3 separate regions of the Mus musculus genome follow, and all the other regions are linked to region 1. Evidence: chromatin loops called from intact Hi-C (ENCODE). Cell type or tissue: heart. All regions are shown on one strand. Links, peaks and the distances in the headings refer to the core of each region. The heading gives the core; the rest is flanking DNA.

The links. Hi-C counts contacts between places; a loop is a spot of excess contacts. Peaks named below come from ENCODE experiments on the same cell type or tissue, not always from the same donor. Only the 100,000 strongest peaks of a DNase experiment are listed, where the experiment ranks them.
Region 2: it touches region 1 in a loop (2.5-fold over the local background); 16 of 42 quality-filtered maps call a loop at or near these places.
Region 3: it touches region 1 in a loop (2.5-fold over the local background); 4 of 42 quality-filtered maps call a loop at or near these places.

What each region holds. Positions count from the first base shown.
Region 1 is chr1:89,188,454-89,194,039 of GRCm38, reverse strand. No RefSeq gene overlaps it. Among named protein-coding and RNA genes, the nearest start is that of Gm34331, 88 kb to the right of the region's middle. In heart, for the core only: CTCF peaks have their summits at 2,150 (motif pointing right) and 2,370 (motif pointing right); DNase peaks (open chromatin) are centred at 2,389, 2,829 and 3,229; H3K4me3 peaks cover 733 bases; H3K27ac peaks cover 2,329 bases.
Region 2 is chr1:89,085,859-89,091,444 of GRCm38, reverse strand. All of the region lies in intron 1 of Sh3bp4 (SH3-domain binding protein 4), which reads right to left. Among named protein-coding and RNA genes, the nearest start is that of Gm34331, 15 kb to the left of the region's middle. In heart, for the core only: no CTCF peak of the experiment used is centred there; a DNase peak (open chromatin) is centred at 3,084; H3K27ac peaks cover 1,228 bases.
Region 3 is chr1:88,914,507-88,920,092 of GRCm38, reverse strand. No RefSeq gene overlaps it. Among named protein-coding and RNA genes, the nearest start is that of 1700067G17Rik, 99 kb to the left of the region's middle. In heart, for the core only: no CTCF peak of the experiment used is centred there; a DNase peak (open chromatin) is centred at 3,242.

The sequences.
Region 1 (5,586 bases), core at 997-3,496:
GATAATTTAATGAATCTGTTATTTCTAAATGGATCAAGACCTGTAAAATATCTCCCCCATTATCTTCTAAATAGATTCCAGCTGTACGAGGAGACGGGTGGTGGGATGTGCTTTGCAGGGGTGGGGTTGGGGTGTAGAGTTGGACTGTAACTTTTCTGTCTTCTCTTTTGGATCATTGACTTACTTCTCAGGCAAGTTTCATTTGCTTAAAGCACTGTTTTATGAATGTCAACTTCTCCATGGAGACCCCTCCCCCTTTCCTCATCGTCAGCAGCTGCCCCTCCTCCAGCCGCCCACTCTCTCGCTGCTATTTGGAGTTGAAAGCTGTTCACTTTCATAAAACTCGACTTCTTGAGGTGTGTGTGGGTGCTGCTTGATTCCTGCATTGGAGACTGATTTTATTTAGAAATCACTTAAAGGATTCGTTAAAAAATGCAAATTCCTAGGCAGCTTAGGACCTCTGGAAATCTTGAAATGTCGCTTAGATAGCTGGGTGTGGTGGCACATACCTCTAGTCTCAACTTTTTTTTTAAGATTTTTTTATTTGTTATATGTAAGTACACTGTATCTATCTTTAGACACTCCAGAAGAGGGAGTCAGATCTCCTTATGGATGGTTGCGAGCCACCATGTGGTTGCTGGGATTTGAACTCAGGACCTTTGGAAGAGCAGTCGGGTGCTCTTTTTGGCTGAGCCATCTCACCAGCCCCTAGTCTCAACTTTTGAGAGGTGAGGCCCATGGATTCCTCATTAATGGGGTCAAGGCCAGTTTGAGAGCTTATCTCAAACAAACAAACAAACAAACAAAGTAGCAACGGATGTAAGGAAAAGAAAGAAGCAAAGAAACATAGAAAGAAACAAATATTTCTTAGAAGACGATCTAGTTCCTTATTCCCAAGAAGCTGTGGGGCCCAAATCCAGATCTAAGCATCTTGGTGGACCAGAGGCCTCCGATGAGAGGCTGGATTTAAAACACTGCCACCTTATGGCGGAGGGAGGAACTGCACTTGTGGTCTCTGAGTCCGGTGAGTGCCTAGTGGCTATGCTCATGTTTCATGAGTACAATGTGTGCTACTTGGGGTGTTGGGGATCCCATGATTTGTATCCTTTAAAAAGCAGGAAAAGCTGGGAAGAACGTCAAAGGTCTAGTAGATGGGTGGTTCATGGAGGAGCAATGACCCTAGGCAAGCAAGCAGTCATTAACACAGGCAGAGAGGGGACGGGAGAGGCGAGTACTTGGATTCCCACAGTTCAAGCACATCAGCGAGGGACCCAGACTGACACCAGTGCAGAGTCTTCCTTGTCTGATTGGCTGGCAGGTGATCCACCCTTCTGGCTTCCACCAGTGCCCTGGGGCCCCATCACTTTCTGACTGGGAGACTGTTCATAAGCTACTTCCTCAGGCGAATGCTTGCTGTACATTTCTTTGCCGACTTCACCCAGCTCCAGCCTTGAACAGAAGCCCTGATCCCCATAGACCCTGCCTCGGTGGGACTGGTTGACTCTCTTATCTTAGCTGCTGAGAGTCAGGTCCCAAGTAGGAGTGTCTGGGACTTCCTTCCTTTCTTGCTACTTAAAATGTCTTGATTAGATTTTCCAGCCTTATCAGCTGTGAAAGGCAGAGAGACGTCTAGCTGCAGGCAAACCCTGCCGCAGACACCTCCTGCTCAACTCTGCTCTGGAGAGTTCCTGGAAGAAGTGTGTAGCCTCTCAGAGAGGATCTGGTGTTTTAGAGTCTTCTAGGAGAGGAAAATTCAGGTGGCAATATCTTTGAGGGCAGAACAGATTTCTTGATTTAACCTTGCTTTGAAGGCCAACCAAGGTTCCCCGGCTTGAAGGCAGATCTTTCTCCCAGGCTCACCTGCAGTTCATACAGAACTTTCTCGAGGCCCAGCCATGTGGTCACCTGTTGACACTATGGAGCCGTGGATTCAAGGTCACCTAGATACGGTATCTCACAGAACATCTGACCTGGAAAGGTGCTCTCTGTCTTGTCTCTCTTGTCCCTTTAGAGGAGGGGACTCCACACCATTTGGCTGCTGTCACAGGGTGTTCTAGAACACCCTAGAGTCTGCTGACATGACATCCATTTTCTTTTAAGGTTTATTCATTTTATGAGGATGTGTGTGTGTGTGTGTGTGTGTTTGCCCACCTGTATGTTTGCACAGCTTTCCTGCTTAGTACCCAAAGAGGCCAGTAGAGGGAGTCAGGTCCCATGGACCTGGAGTTTTCCGGCAGTTTTGAGCTGCCATGTGGGTGATGGAATTAAACCTAGGTTGTCTGAAAGAAGAGTCAATGTTCTTAACTACTGAGCCCTCTCTCCAGTCCTGTATTCATATTTGAGTGCATTAAGTGGACTATGTGCATGCAGTGCCTGCAAAGGTCAGAAGAGGGCGCCAGATCCCTCTGAGCTGGGGTTAGAAATGTTTGTGACTCACAGTGGAAATCCGCTGGGGTCCTCTCCAAGAGCGCGAAGTAAGTGTTCTTAATCTTTCCAACCCTGCAATCTGCTTTCCACAGCGGGTCACTGCGGTTCTCTTAGTGCAATCTTGACGTCATTTCGGATAGAAATTTTGACAGAGAAATCTGTAAGGGCACTGGCCTTTAGTGGTTCTTCAAGTCTCAGCAATTTCTCACTGAGATAAGATGCAGACCCCTCTTTGAAGCTGACTTTGCTGAGCACTCTTACCCTCCTTCTGGAATGGCATGCTTGGAATGTGATTTCAGCTTATCAGCCTCCTCCCCAGCGGCCAAGGCAGTAGCTAGTCTCCAAGGCGTCCAGAAACCTTCACCTTCTAAGCCTCTATAAAACTGAACTTGCCCATAGCCGCCCCCACCTCTCTTCTAGTCTCAACCTGTTGGCTCTGGATCCCTCCTCCCCTGAGTGACCTCTGGTCTCTTTCAGTGCTGAATGCCCTGGGGGAGGGGAGGGGGAGGGGGAGGGGGAGGGGAGGGGGAGGGGGAGGGTAAGAATCAAAGCCATTCTAGAAACTTCTGTCTTGTACTTTGATGATTTGGAAATTCCATGGTGAAAAAAATATGGACTTCCGCTTTTAATTAATAAAAAAAAAAAAAAAAAAACACCCCTGGGCCAAACTATGGGATTAAGTCAATAATAAGTTCCAAATCCAGGAAGCAGATGTTCCGAGGCCGGTTTATTTATTCAACATGGTGTGACGCTGAGACCTAGCTGCATAAATGCTCTTACAAGACGGGAAATCCTTCCCAAGGAATTTTGTACACAAGAAGCCCCCTTTCCTGTCCCCTTATCTCCAAGGCTCTGCTTTGATGCTTTACCTCATGGCTGACTTGGTTCCCTCTGCAATTCTCGGGTCTCAGTCACCTGACCTTGAGCCAAAGACCCCTTGAGCAAATCTCCCGGACTGTAGGGAGGATAATGAATTACTCCAAATACATTTGCCTCCGCTGCTGCGTTGTCGTTAAGGAGAAATGGTACTTTAGTCTAAGAAAATGACTGTGCACTGAGATACCATTCCACCGTGAACTAGCCCTGGGTAAATTATTTTATCAGCATAATACATAATGATTTTAGAAAGCTTAAGGGATTGGAAGAGAGTCATGGGGCCCCATTCACAGAGCATGCATTTTGGCTTTTGGAGATCTGGATTTACAAAATGAAACGGATTCTCCGGCTGCCTTGGGGGCCAACGCTTTAGTTAATTTAATTTTCTGGATACATAAAGCTAATCCAGAGGTTTGTCTCAGCTCCTTAAACAATCTTAGTTCAATGTGACGGCTGGAAATGTGGCTTCCCTTTCTGAGAAACCATGTGTGGGTAGCCCTGACATGTGAACTGTGTTAGGCTGGATAGAATGGATTGAAGGTTTTATGTGATAGGGCATCTTCCTCGGTGGCCCATAACAGACTCCTTAAACTGCCTTTTACACTAAGGTTGGTGCTGGCTTCTTGTACAAAATAGGCTTGTCCTCTGGCTGTGGTAGGTATGTCACCTGCCCCACAGAGCCTGAGAACTGGGGACTTTCTCTTAGATGTTGTGGAGTACACACAAGATGTCAATTTCTCCCAAGAGCTGAAATTATTGATGTGTTTATAAAAAATATAAAGAGAAGGGAATATGTTCTATGGAAGTGTGATGCAGTATGGAGGGGAAGGGAGTGTCTCTACAGGCCCATACCAAGGCATCCCTCCCCGCTGGGGGACCAGCCACACAAAGGTATAGTATAAAATAGAGTTTATTCAGGGCATGCAGAGGGGAGTTAAGAGGGTAGTAGAGGCAGAGAAAGGCAAAGAGAGAGAGCAGTAGAGGAGAAGAGGCCGGCCATGAGCACGTGGGGTGTGGAGGTGTTGGGGGGGGGAGGGGAGGGAAGCAAAGAAACAAGAGACAACAAGAATGAGAGGAAGAATGGGGCAATCAGCCCCTTTTTTGTGGGTCAGGTCTACCTGGCTAGCCAGGTAACTGTGAGGTGGAGTTTAGACAGAATGCTGTCAATCATGACACTTGAACTTGGGATCTGGGATTGGTCAAGATGGAACTAAGTGGCAGGTCTCATATGGAGGCTTATTAAAAGACAGCGGTACAGATGCTGCCTGGAGGGGGAGGGGAGGGGTGGAGCATAGGGCATGTGCAGGAGGACATGTGACAGGGTCAACAGTGGAAATGTGTCGCCTCTGGGCAGCTAGTGATGACGCGTCTTATTGTTCCAAGTCCCTCAGGGGCTGCCTAGGAAGGTGCCTGATTGCTAACATTGTCGCAGGGTCCTTTTTGGGCTGGCCAAGGAGGTGCCTGATTACTAACAGGCCACTTCTAATGTCAGTTTATATTCTTATTTTTATTTTTCATTATTTACATAAGTATTAGAGATTGAACCTACAGCACAGAGAGTTTGAGGCAAGTGCTTTATTGATAAATTATATTCCTACCTCTCTGTCCTATTTAACTTTCCTGTTGCTGTGCCCAAAAACAACGTAAGGAGGAAAAGATTTATTTCCGCTTACAGCTTGTAGTTCATCATTCAGGGAAGTCAGGGCAGGAAATCAAAACATAAACCTGGATGTAGAAGCTAGTGCAAAGGTCATAGAAGAATGCTACTTACTGGCTTGCTCAGCCTACTTATATAACCTAGGATCACCTGCTCAGGACTGGCACCACCCACAATGAGCTGGGCCCTCCCAATTCAGTTGTCAATCAAAAAAACCCCGCCAAAACAAACAAACAAACAAACAAACAAAACACATCACAGGCTTGCCAACAGGCCAGTGTGCTGGAGGCATTTTCTTAGTGGCTCTTCCTTCTTCTAAAATGACTCTAACGTGTGTCAAGTTGACATAAAACCGGTCATCCCATCCTCTTCTCCCCTTTTTAAATCTGAAGACCAGGTCTCCAGCAGCTGTCCAGGCTGGCCTTGAACTTGTCCTGTAACCCAGGCTGGTTTTGAACTTGCGGTCCTCCTATCCCAGTTTCTCAAATTGCTGGGGTGATAGACCTGTACCGCCAGGCTGGCTGACAGCCACATTCTGTATTCCAGACAGATAGCAGACCCTCCAGGAGAAGCCTGTCTCAAGGAAGAAAAAAATCAAAATGGAAGTGCCCTGGTTCAGACAATTA
Region 2 (5,586 bases), core at 2,056-4,555, 100 kb after region 1:
GTCGGGAATAGCTCTCCGCATTACTTAAGATCCACCAGATAAACGGACTGACTGAGCTCAATGGATGCCTCAGCGTTTGGTGCTGTTTCAGAGGACCAGGGTTTGATTCCCAGCAACTACATGGCAGCTCACAACCATCTGTAGTTCTCACTGCAGGGAATCTAATGCCCTGCTTTGGTCTCCATCAACACCAGTCACACTCATGCAGGAAAAAAAAATACTCATAGGCATAAAAAAATTAAAATTTAAAATATTTTAGAAGAACACTACATCTGAAACAGGGGGACAGGAAGGACAGGCTGAAGTCGGTCTGTGCCAGCAGTGGCTGTGTAAGTCTGGACGAGAGCTCTCTGTTTGTGACTCTTCAATGACCACACTGATGTCCTGCATTCTGTCTATATGTTTAGGGGGTCACCTTCCTTGGTCCCTTGCATGGCAGTGACAACAGCCACTGAGAGCCTCCGAAAATTCAGCTTGTTCCTGCTGGGCATCCCTCATTACTGTTTATCTTGCTCAGAAAGAGAACCAGGCCAGCTCAAGCCCACACCACTGCCCGGAAATCCTCTTTGCCCTCCTTGCTAAACCTCAACAGCGGCCTCGGATTCTTCTCTGAGGCGAGGTTGCTCCTCCCAGGTGGGGTGAGTGTACTCAAGGATCGCCCCACCTGTCTTAACTACAGGCGCCACAGCTATAAGACTCGCTTGGACCCTGAAGCATCTTCTTGTTGGGGTGTCTGTGCATCTCTGGCAACTGAAAACACCAGTTGACTGCCGGAAGCTAGGAGTCACACAAAGCTGCATTCTGTGTGTAAGAGTGTCCAATCAAACACTCCCAAAACAGGCTCGAGGAGAGACACCAGTCTGCAATGAGGAAGGAGGCTAGGAGGGTTCACCACGGAGTGTCGCATGAACCGGATGACTTGAGCCTCTGTGAAGGGGCCCGGGGTCTGGTGGGGGGCTCAGAGGGGCATTTGTGTCTGCCCCTCACACCTCAGATACTAGCTGAGCCAACGAACAGGTGAACGCGGTCCTTGTGGTTTTTCACAAAGGGAGGCGCATCAAAGCACCTGCTAAGTCAGATGGGGTTAGTCGGCATACAGAGCGAGCCCAGGTCTTGGGAGTTAAACACTTGTGTGTGCGTTGAAGAAGGGTGTGTACAAACAGAAGAATCAGAGGAGGAACTGCTACGGGTTAGCTGGGACACTACATGTCTGTGACCACAGTGCATGGCAGCCCAGGGAGTGAAACTCCTTCAAGTCTCCACCACTATACTCAGGCCTTCGTTTTTGTTTGTTTGTTTTTTTTTTGAAAGTGCTCCACAAACCTCCAGGTTCTTCCTAGGGCGCATACCACGTAAGTGACGTGAGTGTGGGGGGCTGTGTCTAACAGATAAGACCTCAAATGTACACTTCAGTAAGCTCAGAGAGCTGTGTGTTGGCATGAGGAAGAAAACGGAAAATGTGATGTCGGGACTCTGGAGGAAGCCTGCAGGGGTGGGAGTGGGGTGATATGAAGTTAGGGTGCAGCCAGGACAAAACAGCATGGTCCGAGGAGAACAGTGCTTAGGAAAGAAGGTGGGCCGGGGCTTGACAAATCTGGCTATCAACTTCGGTGCCTCTGAGGACCACAAGCACTGAACAGCACCCTGTGTATACCAAGAAAGCCACAGGAAGGCCTTCAGGGTGTCCACCCATTCACCAGCAACTGTAAAATCCCAGAGGCCCAAGAGAGGTGGCTAGCTACCCTGACTAGTCCTCATCCAACAAAGATACCATCGTGAATGTGGAAGCTATAGGCTGTCTGCCGCCTGTTCTCCGAGAAGCTTTCAGATGCAGAAGTCGGAACAGACCACAGACGGTCCAGGATCGGAACCCAGTACCACAGTGTCCTACAGAGCCTCCCACAAGCCACAGGTCTGCTCACCCTCAATTCTTCAGCTCTGTCACCACCTCACAAGGTTGCTGTGGATAGGGAACACCTGAGAGGTATCCAGAACTCTGCACAATCCAAAGTCAGTGCCTGCAGCTGTCCCCCATCCCAGACCTGCTGGGCTAAAGGATGCAATCTTATATCATCACTAGGTCAGTTCTGGGCAGGCAAGCAAGCTCTGAGAAGTGATGGGCTAGGGGGATCCAGCATGTGTACGCTGGGCCCTGGAAGAAAGCCCTCTTCCTAAAACTGGAAACTTAAGTACAAGGTCCTCTCCTCTCTTCCTTCCTTCCTCCCCTCCCTCCCCTCCCCCCACAGACACACATATATATATACACACACACAGACACACGGGGGAGGGCACACATAAATGCTTACTCCCAAGACCTGGGATCACTCTGTACACTGACTAAGCCCATCTAATTGAACAGGTGCCTTGATGTGACTCAGTACCTGGGCAAAGTTTAGCCAGTCAACTTTGCAGGAAGAGCTAATCCCATCCCACTTTCCACCCTCCCTCCCCCAAGTCACTGGCAGGATTAGCTAGGACCGTGACAAGGTTCCCAGTACACCTGCCAATTCACTCCAAGGCCAGGTGCCCTGGGCTCTGAATTTCTGAGCAGTTTATTAATGGCCCATTGTCTTCAGCACCCTCCTCCCTCTCTCAGGTTCACTCTGCAAAGAGATAATCCCTACGCTGCTTAGAAGCTCCACCACAGCTAGCTGGGACATTTAGCTCACCTCTAAATGTCCAGGTCAGGACTGAACAAAGAGGCTGCTGATGGGAAGAGGAGGGAGGCCCAGCTGGCTGAGCATCGCTCCGCAGAGAATGGAGATGCTGGACCTCCCCACTTACTGCCTCCCTCTGGTCCTTTCACCTGCTCCAGGGACATCACACATCATCTCGCTGTCTTGACTGTGTAATTTCCCCATGCATTTCTGTTAGGTGATCTTGACAGTTCTGAGGACCAGCCAGGTGCTTTAAAAGCTGCTTTGCTGCTGGGAGTTGTCTTGGGATAGTCCTATGGGGTTATGTAGCACTGGCAGGATCATCACACGGGAACGTCTGCTGTCATCACACCAGACTGTCGGCAGGGTTGAGCATTGCTAGGTGGACTGTGGGCACCTGGCCAGCATCTTTCAGGCCCCCGTCCCCTCTCTGGCTCCTATCCCTTTCCGCTCACAGATGCTCCTGTGCCACTGCCAGCAAGAGAGGCCCAAGACGCAGCCCCCACGTGCATTCTGCAACAGGAAGCACAAATCCAGAGGCGGGAAGTCCCGGCTTAACTGCAGGCAGTAAGTAATGTGTGAGGCCTTTCGTTCCCACACATCTGCCCTGACATCTGGATGCTCTTGAGGTTGAGGTAGTAAAAGAGTGGTCAGTAAGCTCGCTGAAGCCTCAGTGAGAGTGGCAGGAAAAAATGTCTTAAGGTGTTATCTGTGCTTATCGTGGGACAACTAAAAGAGGGGCTTGACTACCACCTGCCTTCCCCAGAATCTTTATGCCAACCTAGTCAAGTGGGTAATACTGGATAATACTGGATATAAATATAATAACAGTAACAACAACAGCAACAATAATAATAATGAATAACCCGTGCATTGCTTAGAAGCTCCATCATAGCAGCGAAGTCAAAGCAGCAGGAATGTGAAGCAGCAAGCCCCACCACATCCCCAATCAAGAGCCAAGAGGAATAAATATATGCGTGCTTAGTACTCACCTAGCTTTCTCCACTCTTTTACAGTCTAGGGCCCACACTAGGTTGTCTTCTCATCAATTAAGGCAACTGAGACATCACCCACAGACATGCCCACAAACTAACCAGATCCAACGGAATCTCTCTTCCAGACCCATCAAGACGCTCTTCCCTGGTGGTTCCAGACAGTGTATACCACTGACAAACTAGTCACGATTTGTCCTACACTCAGCCCGAGACAGTCACTCCTAGTGACAGATGTGCTCACCTGACAGTGGGGCTTTAAGTCTGCAGGGATTCTTTACAGGGCTAAATTGGTACGCTAACCATTAGAAGACACAGCCAACCACTGACTATATCATATCAGGCCCTGGACTCTGCTTTAGGCCCCTTGGCTGTAAGAAGGCGGCTCAGGGTTCCGAGACCAACTTCTCTGGGGTCTGTGCTCAAGACGACAGGAAATCGAGGAGGGAGAACAGACACACACGCAGGCACAGCAGCTAGGATGACTCGGGTAGCAGGATCTCTCAGATCTCATGGCTCCAGGACAAACTACCTGTGCCCCATTGCTGACTCTTGAAGCTTGGGCAAATTGCTTAGTGTCTTGGTTACTGATGCCTTGCTGGTCAGACTCTAGATTTAGAGTCCCCAGGCAATCGATGAAAGCCTGGTGGCGATGTGTTCCAAGTGTGGGAGGGAAAGGACACCATGCTCAGGGGCTCATGTGCAACTGCTGTGCACTTCAGTGGGGGCTGAAAGGCTCTGGGCCTTGCAGAAGGATGATAGTAGGAGAGAGGCAGAGCCCGGAGACCCACAAGCCGCCTGGCAGCTGCCACTGAGGAAAGGAACCAATTCCATTTTGTGATAACAATCCAACCCTCAGTGACACCTGCCTTCCTAAGAGCTCTGTGCACACACTCACCCTTGGGGATACTCCAGTCCCCCTCATACACCACTGCCTCTGCAGGCTCACAGCTTCTCTTGCCAGTTCCTAGGCCCCCTGAAAAAGGCAGCTGTTTGTAAGACTGGGCACAGCTGGCTCCAAGGGGCAGGACCACGGCTCGTGCCAGGCACACTCCACAGCACTTCTAATCGGGGTGCTTTCTTATGAGCCCCGTTACTAATCGCCATCCCCATTACAAATTGGCCTATGTCATGAACAGGCGGGGCCTGTGGTAGTGAAACATAACCTCAGGGAGATGCAGGCCAGCTCAGGTTCCCTGTCTCCTCAGCACTAGCCAGGGGACAATCTGAGGAAGGACAGGCCCCACGCTTTTCACATGTTCTGAAACTTGCCACTAGCCTGGGCTCTGAGCAACAGCCCAGCGACACCATAAAACACAGCAAGAAATAGAACCCCCACCCCACCCCACCCCACCCCCACCCCACAATCACCAAATTTCTGTGGGGCTGCACCAACCCATCCCTAAGACAAAAGCTAAAAATCCCTCACAGTTCCCTGTGTTCCCATAAGGGTCCCACACAACCAGGGATGGGACCTTGAATATTCTTCATCTTATAGCTGTGTGTCCCCCAGGCTGTCAAGAAGCTGCTGAAATCTGAAGCCCCAGTTGATCTGGGAAAGCACTCAGGGATACAGTTTCTGTCTGCAATGTGGTCCCTAGCCCCCAGGCTGAGAAAGGAGGGCAGGGCAACTAGAAGGCATGATGATGAGCCTGGCTGTCCAACCAAGGGCAGGAGGCGTCCGTCTTCCCCAGAAATGTGGTGTGGCTTAGGTCAAGATTCTGCCTCTGTGAAGACAGCTCTGTGGCTATTCCAATCTTGAAGAGGAAGGGCGGGTTGAAACTGTTACTACCCAGAACGCACAGAGCAGGCAACCTCATGTTCTAAGTCAACGAAGAGTCTTGGAGATAGACGCTCAGAAAGTGATATCTCCAGAACACCTGCACAACTGGATGGCCTGTGGGTGACCTTGGTGTCCACTGGTGGATGTTGTCCTT
Region 3 (5,586 bases), core at 2,056-4,555, 280 kb after region 1:
ACCCCAAACAATGAAAGTAAAGTTAGTTGGTACATCTGTGTTTGAAAGTCATGTCTAATTGAGTGGCAGACAAAGTGACAAATCAGAGAAAGATTTGACCGGGAGAGATATGCCCAACTCTCAGGAGAAGAGAGAGGAAAGGGAAGCTACTTAAGAGAGAGCAGCAGAGAGAGAGAGAGAGAGAGAGAGAGAGAGAGAGAGAGAGAGAGAGAGCAAGAGAGAGAGAGAGAGAGAGAGCAAGAGAGAGAGAGAGAGAGAGCAAGAGAGAGAGAGAGGAATGAGGCAATTTTACCAGGAAAGTTTTACAGAGACAGGTTGAAGAGAGAACAATCTAGACACAGGTGAAGACAGGACAAGCCAGAGAATGAGAAGGAGCCAGAAGGTTAGAACCCATTGCTAGAGTTAATTTGAGGTCAAGTAGAGCAATTCAGAAATCCAGAGAAACCAGATTGAAGCAATTAGCTTGGAGAAAAGTTTAAGTCATCATAGCTGAGTTGAATCAGCCAGCCAGAGATCAGAAAGAACTAGGAAGAGGTGACCTTATTCAGCAGTGAGTCTCAGAGGCTGAAACATTTCAAGCCTAGATTAGGTTGTACAGAGTCTATAAGCTTCTAGGATGAGACCTAGGTTAGCAGACTGAGGCAGTAACCCTTGGAGACAATAATTACTACAGGAAAATACAGGTTATAATTACAGGCCTATAATCAAGCCTGTGGAGCAGTTTCTCAATCAATGATTGATGTTTGAGGTCCAAATGTGGGTAATATCACCTCTGGAGCTGGCTGAGCAAACCACGAGGGAGCAAGCCCATAAGCAACTCTGGCCCCTGTATCAGTTCTTGCCTCTAGGTTCCTGTTCCTGCCTTGAGTTTCTGCCTTGGTTTCCCTGGATGATGCAGGTCTCTGTTTCCTTTCTATTGCTGTGAAGAGACACCATGACCAAGGCAACTCTCATAAAAGCAAGAATTTAACGGGGGGCTTGCTTAAGGTTTTTGAGGGTTAGTCCATGGTTATTATGGCTGGCAGCATGGCTGCACACAGGCAAGCACAGAGCTGGAGAAGTAGCTGAGAGCTTTACATCCTGATCCATAGGCAGCAAGAGAAAATGAGAGATGCTTGGCCTGGTGTGGACTTTTGAAGCCTCAAAACCCACCCCCAATCATACACCACTTCCAACAAGGTCACACCTCCTAATCCTTCCAAAACAATTCCATTAACTGGAACCGAACAGTCAAATGGATGAGCTTATGAGGGCCATTCTCATTCAAACCCCAAGTTGCTTTTGGTCATTGTATTTTATCACACAATAGAAATCTAAACATGACAATGTTGTAGCCCAGCCCGAGGCAGCTGTCGGGAGGGGGATTCTCCTCCCCTTAGAGACCTCAGGTTTGTCTCAGAAGGATTTCAACTGATGAGAGACGAGGCCCAGCCTGTAATGGAGACAAGTCATCCACATTGTTGATTATATCTACAAAACACCTTACCAGCAGGATCTATGGAGCTTGACCAAACTGGGCATCATAACCCAGCCACATGGTACATGACACCAGAGATACTGATAGTAGATTGTAGTAAAATGGGATGTTTTCTACTATTTTGTCTTGAAATCTGTTTGTTTGTTTAGATGAGTTTAAAGGTAATTCAGTTTTTGCCATCATGTGAAAACCAAGTGTTAAGTAATACTGTTACAAGAAGTAAAATGTAAATTTTGTGGTTTGGGCAACTGTAACATTTGCACCTTAAAAGGTCATTGTGTGCCTGTAACCTCTTTTTCTCCCTGTTGTATAGTCTTTTGAGACATGTTCTTGCTGGACTTGAACTCAAAATTCTTTTACCTGAGCTTCCAGTCAGGATTGCAGAAATGCATCACCACCCCTGCCTATGAGTTTCTTTAAAAGTCCTTTAAAAGACACTATCAATATAGAAGGGTACACAGCAAATTAGCATTTCTGAAGCTCAACATTTGTTTACTAAAGCATTAACTTCCAAAGACTTCTGTAGTCTTTAGACATTTATAGATGAGTAACATTAGGCCCAAAATCCATTTGAGATTTTTTTAACCCAAAGCTCTCGATGGTCCCAGTGTGGAATGTAAAGTAAATTCATTATCTTTTCATTCCTCTGTTCATCTACCAATTAAGCCATTCATCTATCTACCAATCAATATACCCAACTTTAGTCTCTCTATCCATCAACTGAGTCCCTTTCAACAGAAGACAAGTTCCCCACCTTCTGGGTGTCATTCTGAATGAACTTTGAGGACCAGGGCTGGTCTCCTTGTTGTGAGGCTAGGAAGAACCCTCCCCGACTATAGTTTATCTTCCTGTTTCCTGCCAACTCCCACTTCCTGGCTTCCTGTCTCTCAGGCACCTTCTGGGATCAAGCCCTGGCTTGCTCCTGCTGTTGGATGTCTCACCTATAAAGTGAGGAGAGTGGTGACAGTGATGCACACATCACACGACTGCTTTGATGACTCAAGGAGGCATTCTGTGTAAAATACTCCATATAATGAACATACAGCTAAGTGTCGCTAGTGCTGATCCTTCCCAATGCACCGCCTCCATCTCTAACTCAGCACTTTATGCATGGAACAACTATCTGTGTATGCTTTTGTTTAACCTCTGAGAGTGCATGCATCCTAAGGGTAGGGCATTTCTTCTCATCATGCTGTGGTTTTAGTACTTAGGATGATGCCTTGTGGATACTGGCCGGGTCCTCAGTAAATATTTGAAAAATTGGTATAAGAAAGAAAGAATTGATAGGTGGATGGATGGATGGATTGATAGATAGCTAGGTAGATAGGTAAGTATATGGGTGGAAGAATGGAGAAGACAACCTTTTATAAGCCAAGGATAGAGGCCTACAACACATCCTTCCCTCACTGTCCTAGAAGAAGCTAGCCCTGTGATACCTTACTCGCAGACTTTGGCCTCTAGAAACAAAGACACCCCACATCTGCTATGTTATGTTGTCATATTATGTCAGTTCCCATATGAGCTACATCTAGGTGTGAACTCCTAGAATCTGTCTTCCCCCAGTATGGGCTGAACAATACTCATGGCTGTAGGACAGCCACATTTAATCATTTATGAGAGCAGAAATGTAGAGGCCGCTCAGAGTTCTTGGAAGGTGGGAGAAGACCACAGCTCTGAGGCCATGCGGCATTATACTGTGATGATGGCAGCCAGTTATGCAGCTCCCCAGAGCCTGATGTCCTGAGTTGCTCCCTCCATCTGGGGCCTCTGCTTTGGCTGAGTCTCAGAACCCCTAGAGGTCTTGGAAAGGGCAGTTCCCAGGATTCCACCAGGCAAAGCTCTCAGGTCCTGGAGGGCAGGGCTGAAGCTCTTCAGTAAAGCAAACTCTGCGGGGGCTGGATGTGGTCTGCTTGAACAAGGACCAGCATTCTCTAGCATGAAAGGCTCAGCTTTAAAGAAAGTACAATACAAAAGCACTAAGATCTAAAGAGGACTCCATCTGCTCAGGCTATTTCTGGAATCCTAAGACTCTGTTCATTTACTTAATCACTAATTTGATATTTTAAAAACTTGTCCCGATTCTTTCTCTCCAATAATAAAACATTGCCATTCTCTGTGTGCTCTGAAATTCTGTTCAGGGCTAATTAACATAACTTACTTAATATGAATCTAGATGGTAATAGAATAAATCAAATCTGTAAGCATGCTGTGTTTTAAAGGAACTTCACTTCAGCCTGAAGGAAGGAATATTCTGGATTCTGTGAGGCCTGGAGAATCACCAACTTCATGATCCTCAGACAATAGTCATCTCCATGACACCTGGTATGAAGGCTCTTCTTGGTTGTCAACTTGTCTACATCTGGAATGAACAAAAATCCTACAATTGAGGGCACACCTCTGAGGGATTTTTTTTTTTTTTTGCTTAATTTGAAGTAAGTAGATTCATTTCTAATCCAGACCTTTTATGTAGAAAGACATATACCTTTAATCCAGATTTTGAGGCAGGCATACCTTTAATCTGGGACCCACCTTCTTCTGAAAGCAGAACATGAAGGAACAAAAGCTTTTGCTCTTTGCCTGCTTGCTCTTGCCTTGCTAAGAAGTCAATTTCATCACTGGTGTTAGAGTCTACTTCAGAATTCCAGTGTGTTCAGAAAACCATCTGAGACGTCCAAACTCACAGACTGAGGAACTACTGGATTCTTGGACTTTCCATTTACTGCCAGACATTGTTGGATTAACTGGTTTGCAGCCTGTAAATCACTCTAATAAATTATCTATCTATCTATCTATCTATCTATCTATCTATCTATCTATCTATCATCTATCTACCTATCTAGTAATGAACATATTCATTCTATAAGTTTTGTTACTCTAGAGAACACTGACCAGTCCACCCAGATAACAGTCACCTTTATAATACCCGGAGAACAGTCAACTCCATGATATATGAAGAAACTCAACTCCTTGATACAGTCATAAACAGTCACTGACCTGTTGTGTCCAGATGCCACCCACTGGTGTTCTCCCTGTCTAAGTGAAAGCCGTGTCTCTGAAGCTGAAGTTCCTCTTCAGAGTCCCCTAAACTGGCAAATATCCTGGAGCAAGTGGGAAACAATTTGTAAAAGTTGAATAATGAATAACCATCATATGAATAAAAAGAAAGAAAGGAGGAAGCAAAGATAGTAATGGCCAAACACAGGAAAATGTGCACTCTTAGACAAAAGGTACCAAGATACCATAGAAGGCAAGTATTTACAGTCTAAAGGTTATGTTTCAAGTTTAATTTTAAAAAGTTCAAGTTTAAATTTAAAAACTAAAATATATCAAGTGTATATCCTGCTATAGCTGCAATACAAATTAATTTAATATATCAATTTTTATTTGTCTGCTTGTTTTGCTAATGTTATATGTTAATGTTACACATCATGTACACATACATAAACATACACATATGCACAACACACAAGTACACACACGCATATACACACAATACATACCATACACACCATACACACATGTATACAACACTACACATACACACGTGCACATATGCACACACACACATGCACATATGCACATACACACATACACCACAGATAATACAAATAGCTATCCCCTTTCTGAAACATGGGAAACAGAAGTTTGGGGCTTTGGATTTATTTGGAGTTTAGTCCAGATGTGAGGTATCATGGAAATGGGACCAGAGCCTTGACACAGACTTTATTTCTGTTTCATATATACTTCATGTGCACAGCCTGAGGGTGTTATTATATGGTATATGTGTAAAGGAATTTTAATCTATCAACATGGCTACTCTGGCAAGGGATGACATCCAAAAATATGCTCTGGCTGGATAGTAGACTCACCTTTGATCCCTCTGTCTGGAATATAGATACACATCTTTGATCCCAGACAATGACATCTAACTGAAGGGCAGACAAAAATGATGAATCAGAGAAAGATTTGACAGAATGAGTCAGAGATAGGAGAGACCAGAGAGGAAATCGAGGTGGCTTAAAGAAAAATGAGGGAGACAGAATTCAATTCAGTTTAGTTCTGAGCAGTTTTGTTCAGTGAAATCAAGTTGAGTGCAGCTAGACTTCTCA